Regions from separate parts of the Homo sapiens genome. Here region 2 is linked to region 1. Evidence: chromatin contacts called from ENCODE Hi-C or POLR2A ChIA-PET data. All regions are on one chromosome and are shown on one strand. The core of a region is the stretch at or near the end of the contact, and the rest is flanking DNA. Distances in the headings are between cores, read along the strand shown.

Evidence for each region. A loop is a pair of places that touch in the nucleus more often than their neighbours do. ChIA-PET counts read pairs that join two places held with the same protein, here RNA polymerase II (POLR2A). Pooled maps may share reads with other maps.
Region 2: a loop to region 1 is called in a pooled map, with 4 times the contacts of the local background. The contact joins the promoter of INTS11 here to the promoter of TTLL10 in region 1. A Hi-C loop is called at or near these places in 1 of 50 pooled maps. POLR2A ChIA-PET finds 5 or more read pairs at or near these places in 2 of 52 experiments (H1 and WTC11).

The regions. Positions count from the first base shown.
Region 1 is chr1:1,170,616-1,177,649 of GRCh38, forward strand. It overlaps TTLL10 (tubulin tyrosine ligase like 10), which reads left to right and starts at 3,265. Exons shown (of 16, transcript NM_001130045.2): 1 at 3,265-3,311; 2 at 3,670-3,706; 3 at 3,809-3,874. It overlaps TTLL10-AS1 (TTLL10 antisense RNA 1), which reads right to left. Exons shown (of 2, transcript NR_173246.1): 2 at 2,441-5,781. RefSeq lists enhancers at 191-758, 4,982-5,500 and a silencer at 3,415-3,504.
Region 2 is chr1:1,319,940-1,326,973 of GRCh38, forward strand. INTS11 (integrator complex subunit 11) reads right to left here and starts at 4,721. Exons shown (of 17, transcript NM_017871.6): 1 at 4,642-4,721; 2 at 1,057-1,154; 3 at 517-590. The coding sequence starts at 4,669. It overlaps CPTP (ceramide-1-phosphate transfer protein), which reads left to right and starts at 4,863. Exons shown (of 3, transcript NM_001029885.2): 1 at 4,863-5,163; 2 at 6,897-7,034. The coding sequence starts at 6,972. RefSeq lists enhancers at 1,910-2,418, 3,182-3,691 and silencers at 4,510-4,639, 4,820-5,319.

The DNA.
Region 1 (7,034 bases), core at 2,015-4,514:
CTCAGGTCAAGGTTCTGGGGGAAGGGGGAGTCCCTGAGTGGAGACACCTCAGCCTGTGCTGAAGGGAGCTACCGAGGGGGCAGCCGGTGGCCCTGGGGGGCCTCTCTGAGCAGGTGACCAAGAGCGTATGGTGCCGGCCAGCAGGAGCGAGGGCTGCGGACAGGATGGAGGCAGCCAGGCGCCAGCCAGGAGGGCTTCCTGGTCCAGCCACACCTGCCCCGGTGACAGCCACAGGTTGGTGGCAAAGGGGCCACCTCCCTTCCAGTGGCAGGGCCTGGCCTGCCTGGAGACCCCACCCACTGCCCGAGAGGTGCCAGGCCTCCCCCATTCTGCCTGGCCCTGGGGGCTGCACCCACCTGGACACGCGGGCCGGGCACACCCACGGCCCAAGGTCCTGCTCCCACCTGCCCTGCGCAGGAACCTTGCTGGGGCTACAGGTATCCGTGGCTGCCACACCACCCAGATTTTGGGATTAAGGGGCAGAGTTTTCAAGTTTGAACTCAGGAAAGCTGTGAGGGACGAGGTAGTGCCTGGCTGGGGAGCCTGGGGGCTTCTGAGGGCGGTGGGGAGTCCTCAGGCCTGTGTGGGGCCCCAGGGAGGGGAGGCTGCAGGGGTTGGGGGACCTGCCCGCTGCACCCCCTCTCCCCCCACACAAGGAAACCCGTCCTCCGAGGTGTGTGTCCAGATCACATCCTCCAAAGGCCGGTGCGCCACAAAGATGAACACGGGGCTCTCCCTCCCAGCCCAGGGGCAAGGACCCTGCCTTGCTCTGTTCCCGGAAGGGCCAGTTCTGGAGAGGAGCTGGGCGAGTCCTTCCCATCCCCATCAGCTCCTGTCAGGCCACCTGCCTCAGCCTCAGGGAGGAGGGGACACACGTAGGCCCCTTCCCAGAGTCAGAGCTTCCGAACCCGGATCTGCTGCTCCCAGCCTGGAGAGCCACAGCAGCCACCGAAGGAACCCCCCACCCGTCACCCCCACCAAGTGGGCCCTGCTCCCCGAAGGCCCAGCCACTCAGCCCAGGACCTGCCCCAGCCCCACCTGCCACCTGACCTGAGGCTCCCAGAGGGCAGAGGGGCCTCCTGGGTCTGCTCCGCACCAGGGTCCAGCGGGACCATCTCAAAGCTTGAGCACCAGGCGCAAGGTGGGAGTGCGGGGAGGGGACGAGGACACTGTTCCCAGCTGGACAGAACCAGGAGGACGGTGGGAGACGCCCCCCACCGCCCCGCTTCCGAGAGCTCTCTCTTCCTTCCAGGGACTCCCCAGGGACAGCCGGGGCCCCTTCTTCCCCCACAGCTCAGGCCCCAGGGACACAGAGCGGGGAACCCCCAGGCTGCCGCCCCGGCGTGGGTCGGGGAGGCGGCTCCGGAGCGGGCACCACACTCTCGAAAGGGTGGCTTCTCCTCCCGGCTGCTGAAAAACCACACAGGCAGGCACAACAACAGACGCTTACGCCCGCATCTGGAGGCCAGAACTCCAAAGCCACAGGGCAGGCAGGGCTGCACCCCTCTGGGGGCTCCAGGAGAGGACCCTGTCTGCCTCCCCAGCCCCTGCCAGCTCAGGCATCAGTGGCTGTGGCCGTGTCACCCATCTCTGCCCCCCAGTCCCACGGCGTCTCCCCCACGTCTGCGTCTCCTCTCTCCACCTCCCTCTCAGGGGGGCAGAGGCCATTGATTCAGGGCCTGCCCTGGGTGATGTCACTAGAGATCCTGACGTAACCCCACCTGCAAAGCCCCTTCTTCTAAATAAGGTCACATTCGAGGTTTCAGGGCTATGATGTGGTTGTCTTTTGGGGGCACCACCAGCCCCCTGCAAGGGGACCCTAAGCACAGAGGCCCTCGTGACCCACGCAAAGCTCTGAAGGACACGGATGGGTAGGGGACACGTGGCTGGAGGCTCAGAGTTTGAGGCAGAGGGGATCAGACCGTGCCATGGGTCATGCCAGGAGCCCAGGACTCCCAGACCTCGTATCATTAGGTGTTTTAAAGAGAAGGCGAGGGCAGGCCAGGCGCAGTGACTCACGCCTGTAATCCCAGCACTTTGGGAGGCCGAGGCGGGCGGATCACCTGAGGTCAGGAGTTCAAGAGCAGCCTGGCCAACATGATGAAACCCTCTAAAATTAATAATAAATTAATAATAAAATAATTATAATAATATAGAAAATAATATATAAAATAATAAATATATAAAATATAAAACAAAATAAAAATAAAAAATAAAATTAATATTAAAAATACAAAAATTAGCTGGGCACTGTGGTGGGCACCTGTAATCCCAGCTACTCGGGAGGCTGAGGCAGGAGAATTGCTTGATCCTGGGAGGCGGAGGTTGCAGTGAGCCGAGACCGTACCATTGCACTCCAGCCTGGGCAAAAGAGTGAGACTCCGTATTTTGAAAAAAAAAAAAGAGAGAATGTGAGGGTTAAACAAAGACACACAGAGATGGAGAAAGGGCAGCCTTACATCAACACGGGTACATTGCAAACACCTGCAGAGGTGGGGGACCAGCTGGATGCCAGAGCCCACTGCCGCCTACGGGCTGGGGTGCCTATAGGTATGGGTGGGAGCGGCCCGGGCCACACGGCTTCAGGATGAGGCCGTTTGTTTGGCCCTTGTTCCCGCAGAAGGTAATCGTGATGTTCCTCGGTGTTTTTCCCCGCAGAGTGTTCAAGTCAGGTGTCGGGCAGGCTGTTCCTCACGGCCCAAACCCCTGCGGAATGCTTCACTTTGGCCGAGGTCTGTGACACAGCGAGGGGCTTACAGAAAGGTGCAGTTTGGACCGATAGATGTGAGTCCCCCTCTGGGGGGCACTCACTTTGTGGAGCCCCCGGTTCCTGTTTGCAGAGGGGGGCACAGTGGCACCTCGTCCGCTGTGGAGTGAGAACAGGGACCCGACCACGTGAAGCACAGAGAATGCTCAGGGATCGGCAGCCGTGTATCCAGCCAACATCACCAGGGTGCACGCAGAGCCTGGCCCGGGCCAGGTCCTGGGGTGCTGAGCATGGGTGGGGCCTGAGAGACGGCTCAGGGACCATCCTGGGAGGGCCGGGCGGAGGGGCAGCAACTGGGGCTCAGGCTCAGGCAGTCCCAGCAGTGACTGGGAGGCAGCTGTGCCCATGAAGCTGTGCCCTTCTCCAGCCTCAGCCCTCAGCCCGGCTTCCCGGGCTGGCCCCGCCACTCAGCAGCCCCTCCCCATCCTCCGAAAACCCAAGCTCACCTCTGGGTTCCGGCTGGGTGGGGGTTGCCAGGAGACGGTTGCCAGGTCACCACTGTTGTTTCCTGGCCCAGGCTCCCAGGACCTTGTGGGCTGGGCAGGTAAGAAGCGCCGGCGGCCACCAGCTGGGGTCCAGTGGGCTCGGCCCCGCCCTCCTACGCCCTGCCTGCGGGTCCCCTCGGGAGGCTGCTCAGGAGAGGAGGAGGCTGGGGAGGGGACTGGACAGGGATCGGGTAGGGTGGGGCCAGGCTGAGCCTGCTCTGCGGGTCCCGGACCCCAGCGCCACCGTGCGAGAGGCTCGGGTCCAGGCCAGGCCGGGGAACGGTGTGTGTACCCGGTGGGGTGGGAGGGCTGGGCAGCCCTGGGACGAGCTCCGTGGCCTGGGACCAGGTCTGCCTCCGCAGAGCAAGTCCTGGACGGACGGCTGCTTGAGCCCACAGGTCGTGCGTCCTTTGACAGCGGCCTCCGGCCGGGAGGCACCAGCTCTTCGAACAATGTCAGTACCTTCCTAGGGCCCCACGTGGCCAAGCTTGGATTCTGGGGGGAGAACTCGCAGCAGGACACTAACATGTGGTCGCTTTTTGGATGATTTCTTCAGGTTTAAAAGTCTCTTCTGTTCATCCTACCGGGGTGCCGTCTCCTGCCGGTCTTTTCATCTCACCAGGTAAAACGCTTATTTTACAATTTATTGTAAGGTCGTGCACCAAGTTTCCACGCCGCCTTTACACCGTGTCCCCACCGAGGGGCGTCACAACCGTCCTCCACACCGGGCGTCACCGGCTTCCCAAGTCCCACCGCTATAAAGGACACGTCAGTCAGCATCTCGGAGTGAGACGCTTTCCTTCTGGATTCAGAATCGCGTCCGTCAGAGACTCCAAAGCACATTTGCTAGATCGACAGGCGTGAGGAGCCAGCGGCTCCCGGCGCTTGGGAGGCTGCGTCCCACCTGCATTCAGGCCCCGGGTTCACCACACACACAGCGGGCAGCTGCTTAAGAAACCTTTGATTTCAGTCCGGGGCGGTGGCTCACGCCTGTAATCCCAGCACTTTGGGAGGCCGAGGTGGGCGGATCACGAGGTCAGGAGTTTGAGACCAGCCTGGTCAACATGGAGAAACCCTGTCTCTACTAAAAATACAAAAATTAGCCGGGCATGGCAGCAGGCGCCTGTAATCCCAGCTACTCAGGAGGCTGAGGCGGGAGAATTGTTTGAACCTGGGAGGCGGAGGTTACAGTGAGCCGCGATTGCGCCATTGCACTCCAGCCTGGGCGACAGAGTGAGACTTCGTCTAAAAAAATTAAAAAAAAAAACACCTTTAATTTCAATGACAAGAAATAACAGCTCACAACTTATTTAGTTATTTGTGAACATCATAAGGACATAAAGTTAGAAAAGCCCAAAGGAGGCCTCAGGCTTACGATGAAATCAGCACCTGGCTGCCTCTTCCAGCTGCTGCTTCTTCTGCAGCAGAAGAGACGGAGGCAGTTTCCTGGGTGGGGGGGTGGGTGCTGTGCTTCCGCTTTCTAACTGCCTGTTTCCAAAAAGCACCTGATGCTGCTGCTTCTGGAGCTTCCAGTGCAGAAATTCCCCGTGGACGGTGAAAGGGGCTTGTCTTCCACACGCTGCCCTGTCCATATCATCCCGGCACGAATGATGTTTGGGGCAGAGCTGCCCGGCCTCCCCGGGTGGTGCCCATTTGTTTTCCTCAGAGTTGGCGATCGCCTTGCTTTTCACATGTGCTTGTGTTCCCGCCTATCCTGAGCTGTCCCTGAGCTCTCTGCCTCCCGTCACCCCCACAGTCACCATCACCACAGCCCTGCAGACTGCGCAGTGTGTGGCGGGTGCTGTCCTGACATTACATGTGGAAACTCCATCTTTGCAGCAACCCTGCGAGGCTGCTGCTCCCAGCTGCTGTGCAGGTGGAGAGAGGCTGCTGTTGTGCAGGTGGAGAGGCTGCTGCTCCCAGCCGCTGTGCAGGTGGAGAGAGGCTGCCACCGTGCAGGTGGAGAGAGGCTGCCGCTGTGCCGGTGGAGAGGCTGCTGCCGTGCAGGTGGAGAGAGGCTGCCGCTGTGCCGGTGGAGAGGCTGCTGCTCCCAGCCGCTGTGCAGGTGGAGAGAGGCTGACGCTGTGCAGGTGGAAAGAGGCTGACGCTGTGCAGGTGGAGAGGCTGCTGCTCCCAGCCACTGTGCAGGTGGAGAGAGGCTGACGCTGTGCAGGTGGAGAGGCTGACGCTGTGCAGGTGGAGAGAGGCTGCCGCTGTGCAGGTGGAGAGACTGCTGCTCCCAGCCGCTGTGCAGGTGGAGAGAGGCTGACGCTGTGCAGGTGGAGAGAGGCTGACGCTGTGCAGGTGGAGAGAGGCTGCCGCTGTGCCGGTGGAGAGGCTGCTGCTCCCAGCCGCTGTGCAGGTGGAGAGAGGCTGACGCTGTGCAGGTGGAGAGAGGCTGACGCTGTGCAGGTGGAGAGGCTGCTGCTCCCAGCCGCTGTGCAGGTGGAGAGAGGCTGACACTGTGCAGGTGGAGAGAGGCTGACGCTGTGCAGCTGGAGAGAGGCTGACGCTGTACAGCTGGAGAGGCTGGGGCACACAGTCATCAGGTCAGCTGCAAGCTCACAGCTGCTGCATCTTTTCCCTGACAGCTCACTCCTGTGAGAGTCTTCCAGGCTTCCCGGAGGGACGGATGTCTCCTCACCTTTTCCCACCTCCACACCTTTTCCCACCTCCACACCTGGTAGGCCAGGTATGGAATTCCTGGAATTCCCGGCTGGGAGCCTCCTGGGCCGGTTCCAGCCCTGTGTGTCCCCAGGAAGGCTGGAGGGCTGCTAGTGGCCTCGGTGGGCACCCAGGGCTGGCCAGGACCACACCTCCTTCCTCCGGCTCTGTGCCTGTATCTCCCCGGGCCTCCCCTCTCGCCTGGGGCTCCACGGTGACCCTGCTGTGCGGCACCTCGGATTTACACCCACAGTCCCATCCCCAGGGTTCCCTTCTGGGCAGTTTCCTTGACTTAAATCCCAACCCCGGTGTTGCATTTTTAATTCCCACCGGCTCTTTTGTATTCTCTGTGCCTTTGCTTTAAAAGCACGCGGCTCTCTGAGGGGTCCTGTCTCCATCACCCCAGCCTTTTCCAGGCTGGTTTGTTTCCCTGTTTCTCCCCTTTTCTCTTCCTCTGTGTGCGTCTGTGTGTCTGTGTGTCTACATGTCTGCGTGTCTGTGTGTGTCAGCGTCTGTGTGTGTGGGTGTCTGTGTGTGTGTGTGGGTGTCTGTGTGTGTGTCTGTGTGTACGTGTGTGTGTAGACGTGTCTGTGTGTAGGTGTCTGTAGGTGTGTCTGTGCATGTTTATAGGTGTGTGTGTGCATGTCTGTAGGTGTGTCTGTGCATCCATGTGTCTGTGTGTGTAGGTGTGTCTGTGCATCTGTGCAAGTGTCGACATGTCTGTGTGTGTCTGTGTGTAGCTGTGTGTCTGTGCGTGTGTGTGTGTAAATGTGTCTGTGTGTCATTCTTTTTTTTTTTGAGACGGAGTCTCGCTCTGTCGCCCAGGCTGGAGTGCAGTGGCACGATCTCAGCTCACTGCAAGCTCCACCTCCCAGGTTCAAGCTATTCTCCTGCCTCAGCCCCTCAAGGAGCTGGGACTACAGGCGCCCAACACCATGCCCGGCTAATTTTTTGCATTTTTAGTAGAGACAAGGTTTCATCATATTAGCCAGGATGGTCTCAATCTCCTGACCTCATGATCTGCCCGCCTCAGCCTCCCACAGTGCTGGGATTACAGGCGTGAGCCTCCGCGCCCGGCTGTCCTTGTGTCACTCTTCTTCACACTTGGGAGTCCCTCT
Region 2 (7,034 bases), core at 3,471-5,970, 150 kb after region 1:
AACCACGAGGGGCTCAGGGGCAGCTGAGGACACTGCCTCCGGAGAGGAGAAGGGGCTTCTCCAGGCTTCACGGGCCTGGCTGCTGGGGAGGACAGGGCAGGGAAGGGCAGGGGGCCAGCAGGAGTGCTGTGGCCGTCCAGACGAGGCCACCCAGACCAGCGGGTCATGAGCTGCTGAACCCTAAAGGCTGGGGTCAGGGCAGACTCGGGACTCTGGAATCGCCAACAAGACAGTGGGGTTTAAAGATCCTGAGACAGTGAAGGCATCAGAGAGGGTGAAGCCTGGAGGGCCGGGTTCAGAAAGTAGGGTTCAGAGGGCAGGGCCGGAAGAACAGACAGAGACCAGGCCATGTGTGTGACCAGTAAGGCAGGCAGGGAGCAGATCCTGGGGCCTAGAAGCCCCCTGAGGATCAAGGATGGCACAGGCCCCTTGCCAAACGCTGCCGAGACCAAGCAAGGTGGCCCAAGCCCCACAGGCACAGACATGGGACCCTCAAGGCCCCCAACAGGAACCCACCTAATGATCACACAGTCCAGGAAGTCTGTTAGGCGGCCGTTCTGGGTGATGTAGGAGAAGTCAGGGAAGCGTCGCTAGGAAGGATGTGGGGGTTTCAGGTTGCACAGTGGTCTCCAGGCAGCATCTGGGGCCACCCATGCCCCAGGGAGGGGCCCCCAGGAAGGGGGGTTCTATGTGCAGACTCAGGCTGGGCACTCCCATCCCGCAGGTGGCACCAGGACCCCTGGCTGCTCACAGCATCCGGAGGGGCCGAGGTTACCCCCAACCTCACTGACAGATGTGAGCTGGAAGCTGAGCCCAGGGTCTCACGGAGTCCAGCCTACAGGACCCCGGGGCTGGGGCTCAGCGCCAGCACAGGGGGACCCCACCATGCAGGGGCTCACCTCGGCCAGGCCCACCCATCCCTGCTCCCCACAGGGTGCAGCCATCCAAGCACAACCACTGCTGCCCACCACCCCACTGTCCCGGCTCTGAGGCCCAGGGTCCAGCTGTGGATGGCCGGCTCTCCCAGCCTCTGGGCCTCCTGCCCAAGGGACTCACGTCGTCATTGAAGCCCATGTGCATTCCACAGTCCAGCATGACATTCTTGCCCGCAATGGAGACCAGGATGCAGCTTCGGCCCACGTCCTGGCCGGCCCCTACTCGAGGGAGGGCAGATGAGTCACTGCTGCGCCCCCCGCCCCCTGTGCTGCCTCCCCAAGCTCTGCAGGACCCCAGTGCACTGAGGAAACCGGACCAAGTCTGCTGTGTGGACAGACACATGGGCCAAGAAGCAGGGCCACCCCTACTCACAGGAAGGGGGACACAGGGGACCATGCCCCACACCATCATGTCCAGGGTGGAGGCTGGCAGCCCACACGCCCTCCCCCGCCAGCTTCCCCTGGCCTCTTAAGGTGGCCACGGCCTGCTGGCTAAGTAGTGGGCACTGTGCTGTGGCCCTCAGCCTCCAACAGAGACAACGGCTGGTCTGTGGGGCCAACACCTCGGTCAGAGTCACTCCTGGGCTGTGGCTGGACCCCCAGCAGAGCTGCAAACCAATGAGGCCACCTTCTCCAGGATCTTTCCCCAGGCAGGCAAGGCAGTAAGTGACTAAGTGCTGGCACTGGGTGTTCTCTGGTGGTGCGGCTGTGGAGGGGCGCCACACAGCCTCAGCCATGCCATAGCGAACACGGTGCCAGTGGTCCAGCAGTGGCCAGCGTGGCAACACGAGCCTCACACCACTGCACACCATGCAGCCCCCAACACAGACCCTCATCTGCAGCCCTCCCACACTCCTGACAGCCAAGCAGCCCTGCCCAGCTGCTCCAGCCAGAGGCCTTGGCCAGCCAAGGCACACTCAGCCCCCTCATGTGGCCTGGGGGCCCGAGAGGAAAGGGTCACGGCCCCTGCACAGACTGTGCCTGGGCAGGAGTCTGATGGCAGTGAACAGTTTTCCCCTTGAATCCCACCCACCTCCCCCTGCCAGCCACTCGAAGTGTCCAAAGCCAGCACCACACATCAGGATGACGGGGCCACAGCCGAGGGGCTGCCTGCCACAGAGAGGGGATCTCAGGTTCTCTTCCAGGCCTGTTCCTGCCCCCGCTGGGTGTGAGCTCTCTGAGAGCAGGGTCTCAGCTGTCTCCTCCCTCTGCATCTCCTACCCCAAGCCACGCCAGGCTCACAGAGGCCCTCTGGCACCTGTGGGAAGGGAGGGCCGCCCCTCTTCATGCCCAGGGACCTAAGGCCACAGAGGCACTTGTGGCACACGGCCCCGAGGCATGGGGCCCGGGCTGGTTTTCTGAATTCCAAAGCCCAGTCCTGAAGTACTGGCAGTCCCGCCTCCCGACAGGACCCACAGTGATCCCAGGAAGGAAAGTGGAAAGGTGCGGGAATAGAGCCTGGAGATACACGAGGGGACAGGGCTCAGAAGACAGGAGGAGATATCCCTGTCAGCAAGGAGACAGACGGCAGACAAACAAGACACCCAAAGCACGCCAGACGAAGGTTACTATGACAGAAAAGAGCAAGGTGAGAGAATGAGGAAGCCTCAAAACTTCCAGAACCATGACAGGAGACTGCTCCGAGAAGCCAACTTTTGAGCAGGGGAGGGGAGGGGTAGGGTGGGGGAGGGGGAGGGACGGGGTGGGGAAGGGATGGTCCAGGGGAGGAGAAGAAGCGGGGCGGGCGGAGGGAGGACAGGCAGCAGGGAGGGACAGGCAGGGGGGAGGGAAGGGACCAGCAGGGGGAGGGACGGGCAGGGTGGGTGGGGGGACCGGCGGTGGGGAGGGATGGGCAGGGTGGGTAGGGGGACCGGCGGCGGGGGGGGTAGCCACACACAGGCCAAGGCGTGGGAGTGACCCCAAGGACACAGCAGTGGTCCAGTGAGCGCGGACACGGAGCCCGAGGCAGTCCCTGGTGCAGGGAAGCGGTGAAACAGGACTTCGGCTTTGATGATACCTTGGCTGAGGTGACCTTGAGAATATACCCAGGTACAGATTGCGGGTAATTGAAGCCACATGAAAGATCAGAAAGATCAGATGTCCAGAGAGTGGGCAGAACAGGCAGCCAAGAGGCCAAATGGGAAAGGGGCAGGCTGGGAGGACCCCACGGAGGACCCAGAGAGCAGGGGAGGGCAGTGGGGCCCATGCAAACAGCTGCAAAATGCCATGGGGTGTGCACAGGCCAGGGGTGTTCACAGCACAGTGTCCACACCGGGGCGGGGGGCACCCTCCGAGGAAGCGCTCACGCCATGGGGGAGGACATGGAATCCCGTCCTGGTGTCTGTGCTGGAAGGTGCCCTCGACCCCCTGCCCGGTGGAAGGACCAGGTTCCAGGACAGCACAGGGCAGGCACCTGTGGAAAACGCTAAGGACATCAGGATGACTGGCCACCAACACCATGTCCCTCCAGCTGTTTCTGAGACCCTGGATTTTGACTAATTTTTTCCTTCTTCACATCGTTCTATACTGTTACGACTTTGACTTTCTTTTGAGACATGGTTTTGCTGTCACCCAGGCTGGAGTGCAGTGGCACAATCATGGCTCACTGCAGCCTCAACCTCCTGGGCTCAAGCAATCCTCACAACTCAGCCTCCCAAGTAGCTTGAACCACAGGCACACACCACCACGCCCTGCCAATTTTAGCATTTTTTTTTTTTGGAGTGATGGGGTCTTGCCATGTTGGCTAGGTTGGTCTTGAACTCCTGGGCTCAAGCGATCCTCCCACCTCTGCCTTCCAAAGTGCTGTGATTGCAGGCGTGAGCCACAGTGCCCAGACTGTCAGGACTTTTAGGAGTACATATTTGCGTTTTTTGCTATTTTTTTCAGTGTTGCAGAAATCAGGTAGAACAAGAGCTAAAGTGAGAGTTGATTGTAACTCGGGCGTGAGCACACAGAGTGGTGGACAGAAAGCAAGACGTGAGGAGGCAGAAGCGGGGCTGGGGGGCTGAGGGGCTTGCGGGGTTAAGGGGCTTGGGGGCTGGGGGACTGGGGGGCTGAGGGGCTGGGGGGCTGAGGGTCTGGGGGTCTGCTGGGCTGAGGGGCTGGGGGACTGAGGGGCTGGGGGACTGAGGGTCTGCTGGGCTGAGGGTCTGGGGGACTGGAGCGCTGGGGGGCTGGGGGGCTGAGGGACTGAGGGGCTGAGGGGCTGGGAGGCTGAGAGGCTGGGGAGCTGGGGGGCTGAGGGTCTGCGGGGCTGAGGGGCTGGGGGGCTGGGGGGCTGAGGGGCTGGGGGGCTGAGGGGCTGGGAGGCTGAGAGGCTGGGGAGCTGGGGGGCTGAGGGTCTGCGGGGCTGAGGGGCTAAGGGACTGAAGGGCTGGTAGGGCTGGAGGCGGCAGCGCGCGGCACGGGGAGGTCAAGGCACCGACGAAAGCGCACAGCGAGCGCGAAGGCCCCGCGGCCCCATCTGCGACGTCCCCTCACGGCCGCCTGAACCTCGGGGCTCGCGTTCTCGCGTCACTGCCGGAGGCCCGGGGTGCAGGGACTAGGCCGCCTCTCGGCTCCCACCAGGGCCCGCGCGGGGAGGAGACCGGAGGACGCCCGCGGCGCGCACCTGGCTCCACGAGAAACGGGAGGGAGCGGGGCGCCCAGCCCGCCCGGAGCCGCATACGGAGCCCACCCCACAGCCCTCCCGGCGGCTCCCACTCACCCAAGGGCGTGACTCTGATCTCAGGCATCGTCTCCGCCGCGCTCCCGGACCCGCGAGGCCCGCCTGCGGTGATGCACTGCGCAGGCGCAACCACCTCGCTGCAACTTCCGGTGCGCTAGCCGGAAACGCGGGTCGGGGCGCCGGGCCTCCTGATTGGGCAGCATCCAACCAATCAGGGCGGCGGGCGAGGGCGGGGCGAGGGCGGGGCGGTGGGCGGGGACGGGGCCCGCACGGCGGCTACGGCCTAGGTGAGCGGCTCGGACTCGGCGGCCGCACCTGCCCAACCCAACCCGCACGGTCCGGAAGTCGCCGAGGGGCCGGGAGCGGGAGGGGACGTCGTCCTAGAGGGCCGGAGCGGGCGGGCGGCCGAGGACCCGGCTCCCGCGCAGGACGGAGCCGTGGCTCAGGTCGGCCCCTCCCCAACACCACCCCGGGCCTCCGCCCCTTCCTGGGCCTCTCGGTGGAGCAGGGACCCGAACCGGTGCCCATCCAGTCCGGTGCCATCTGAAGCCCCCTTCCCAGGTGAGACTCGTAGCGCTCGCTCGACAGGGTCTGGTCCCACCCACAAGGCCTGGGGCGCCGTGGGGCCCCGTCTCCTGCTGGCCCCCCAGCCTGCTGTCAGCCCCCGTGCTCTGTGCTCAGGCCGCCCTCGCGCCCGGCCCTGACCTTGGGCCGTTGGGCTGCCCTGGGAAAGGCCTGGAGGTGTCCTGGGTCACCTTCCTGGGCTGGCAAGCTGCCTGCCTCCTGCACAGCCACTGCCCTTCCTGTTGTTACCGAGCCACCAGCCACAGCTCTGAGAAGCTCCTGGCAGCTTCTGTTTGCCACTGGCTCGAATCTGGGCAGGAAGGCAAGGCCCGCAGAATATCTGGTGACCAAGAAGGAAACCCCAGAGCCTCAGAGACCATCTTCTCAGTGGACAAAATTAAGGCCCGAGGAGGGGAGGGGCGTGCTGGAAGTCTATGGGACTGCATCTTTCTGAGGCCCAGGAGCAGCCATCCCCCACACCTGAAGCCCGGTGAGCTCACATCTGGGGCCTCCGCCTGGTGCCAAGCATGCAACCCAACCTGTGGGGCCTGCAACGCCAGGCTTCAGCACCCTGCAGGCACCAGTGCTCCAGCAGCCTGGGCCACGGGCTGGGCAGGGCTTGCAGCCCATGATCCCTAGTGATGAAGGGCCCAGTCCTAGGGTGCTGAGCAACCTGCCCACCTGCTCCTGGCCAGGAGCTCTCACCACGGCTGGGTGCCCTTCCCCCTCCCCCACCGATGGAGTCCCTGCAGCCAGGGAGGCCAGGACAGGGCTCCCAGCACCAACCGGCCTAGGAACCCCCAGGCCCTCTTCCTGGTCGAGGTGGAATGCAGCTGACTCTCAGGTTCCCCAGAGCAGGTGCGGGCCCGTGGGGCACCCGGGGAGACAGGGCAAGGGTGCTTGGCAACACTCACACAAAGCATGGGTGCCTGGATGTCTGTGGATCTGTGGAGTGACTATGTGAATGCCAGCAGAATCCAAAGCAGGGCCTGGGCCACTCGTGGAAGGCTCCCTAGGGCTAGTACAAGAGCCTCGTGGCAATCTTCTGAGTGGTAAAACCCATCTGTGTGGGACATGGAGTTTCAGCAACAGGAGTGAAAACACGTGTCCATCCATCCAGCAAGTGCCAGCCCTACAGCCTCTTTTCTGCTTTTGGGGATGTAGCAGTGAGGAAGATGGGGCAGCCTGCCCGGCAGCATCCCCCCACCCCCGGCCCCACCTGTCTCTGCTTTCTGCTGTGTCTGTTTTCTTGTCTAGGACTTCAGAACTTCCTGTCTTTGTTGTCATCTGACCCCACCCCAGATGGCTGCTCGCACTCCCCATGCACCCAGATAGATGGCTAGGATGGTGCTTGGCTCTCGGCAGGGGCTTAGTATTTCTCCAGCTGGTAAAAGCAGATACAGCATCTAGAGAGAGAAACAAAAACAAGAAAGCACCAGCAGAGACACCTGCTGCAGACAGCGGGGCCTAGTGGTCTGATAAAGCCAGAGGGGGCCACTCTCGGGGTCAGGGACTGACACGGAGTCAGTGGCCTGATCCACAGGAGGGGCTGTGCCAAGGTCCCTGAATGCGCAATCCTGATGAAGGGTGGGTCAGGGTGGTGTGCCTGAGAGCCTGCGGCTTGGCTGGGAGCAGAGCCAGGCAGCTCCTGGGAGGAAGCTCCATGAGGGGCATGAGTGTTCAGTGAGCGGCAATGGGATCGCAGCTATTTTGTTCCCCTCCACACACAGAAAATGAGCCACAGAGCAAGCTGACCCCAGCGACACAGCCCCCCAGCCCTACTGTATTTCCGTTCCTATCAAAAAATGGATGACTCGGAGACAGGTTTCAATCTGAAAGTCGTCCTGGTCAGTTTCAAGCAGTGTCTC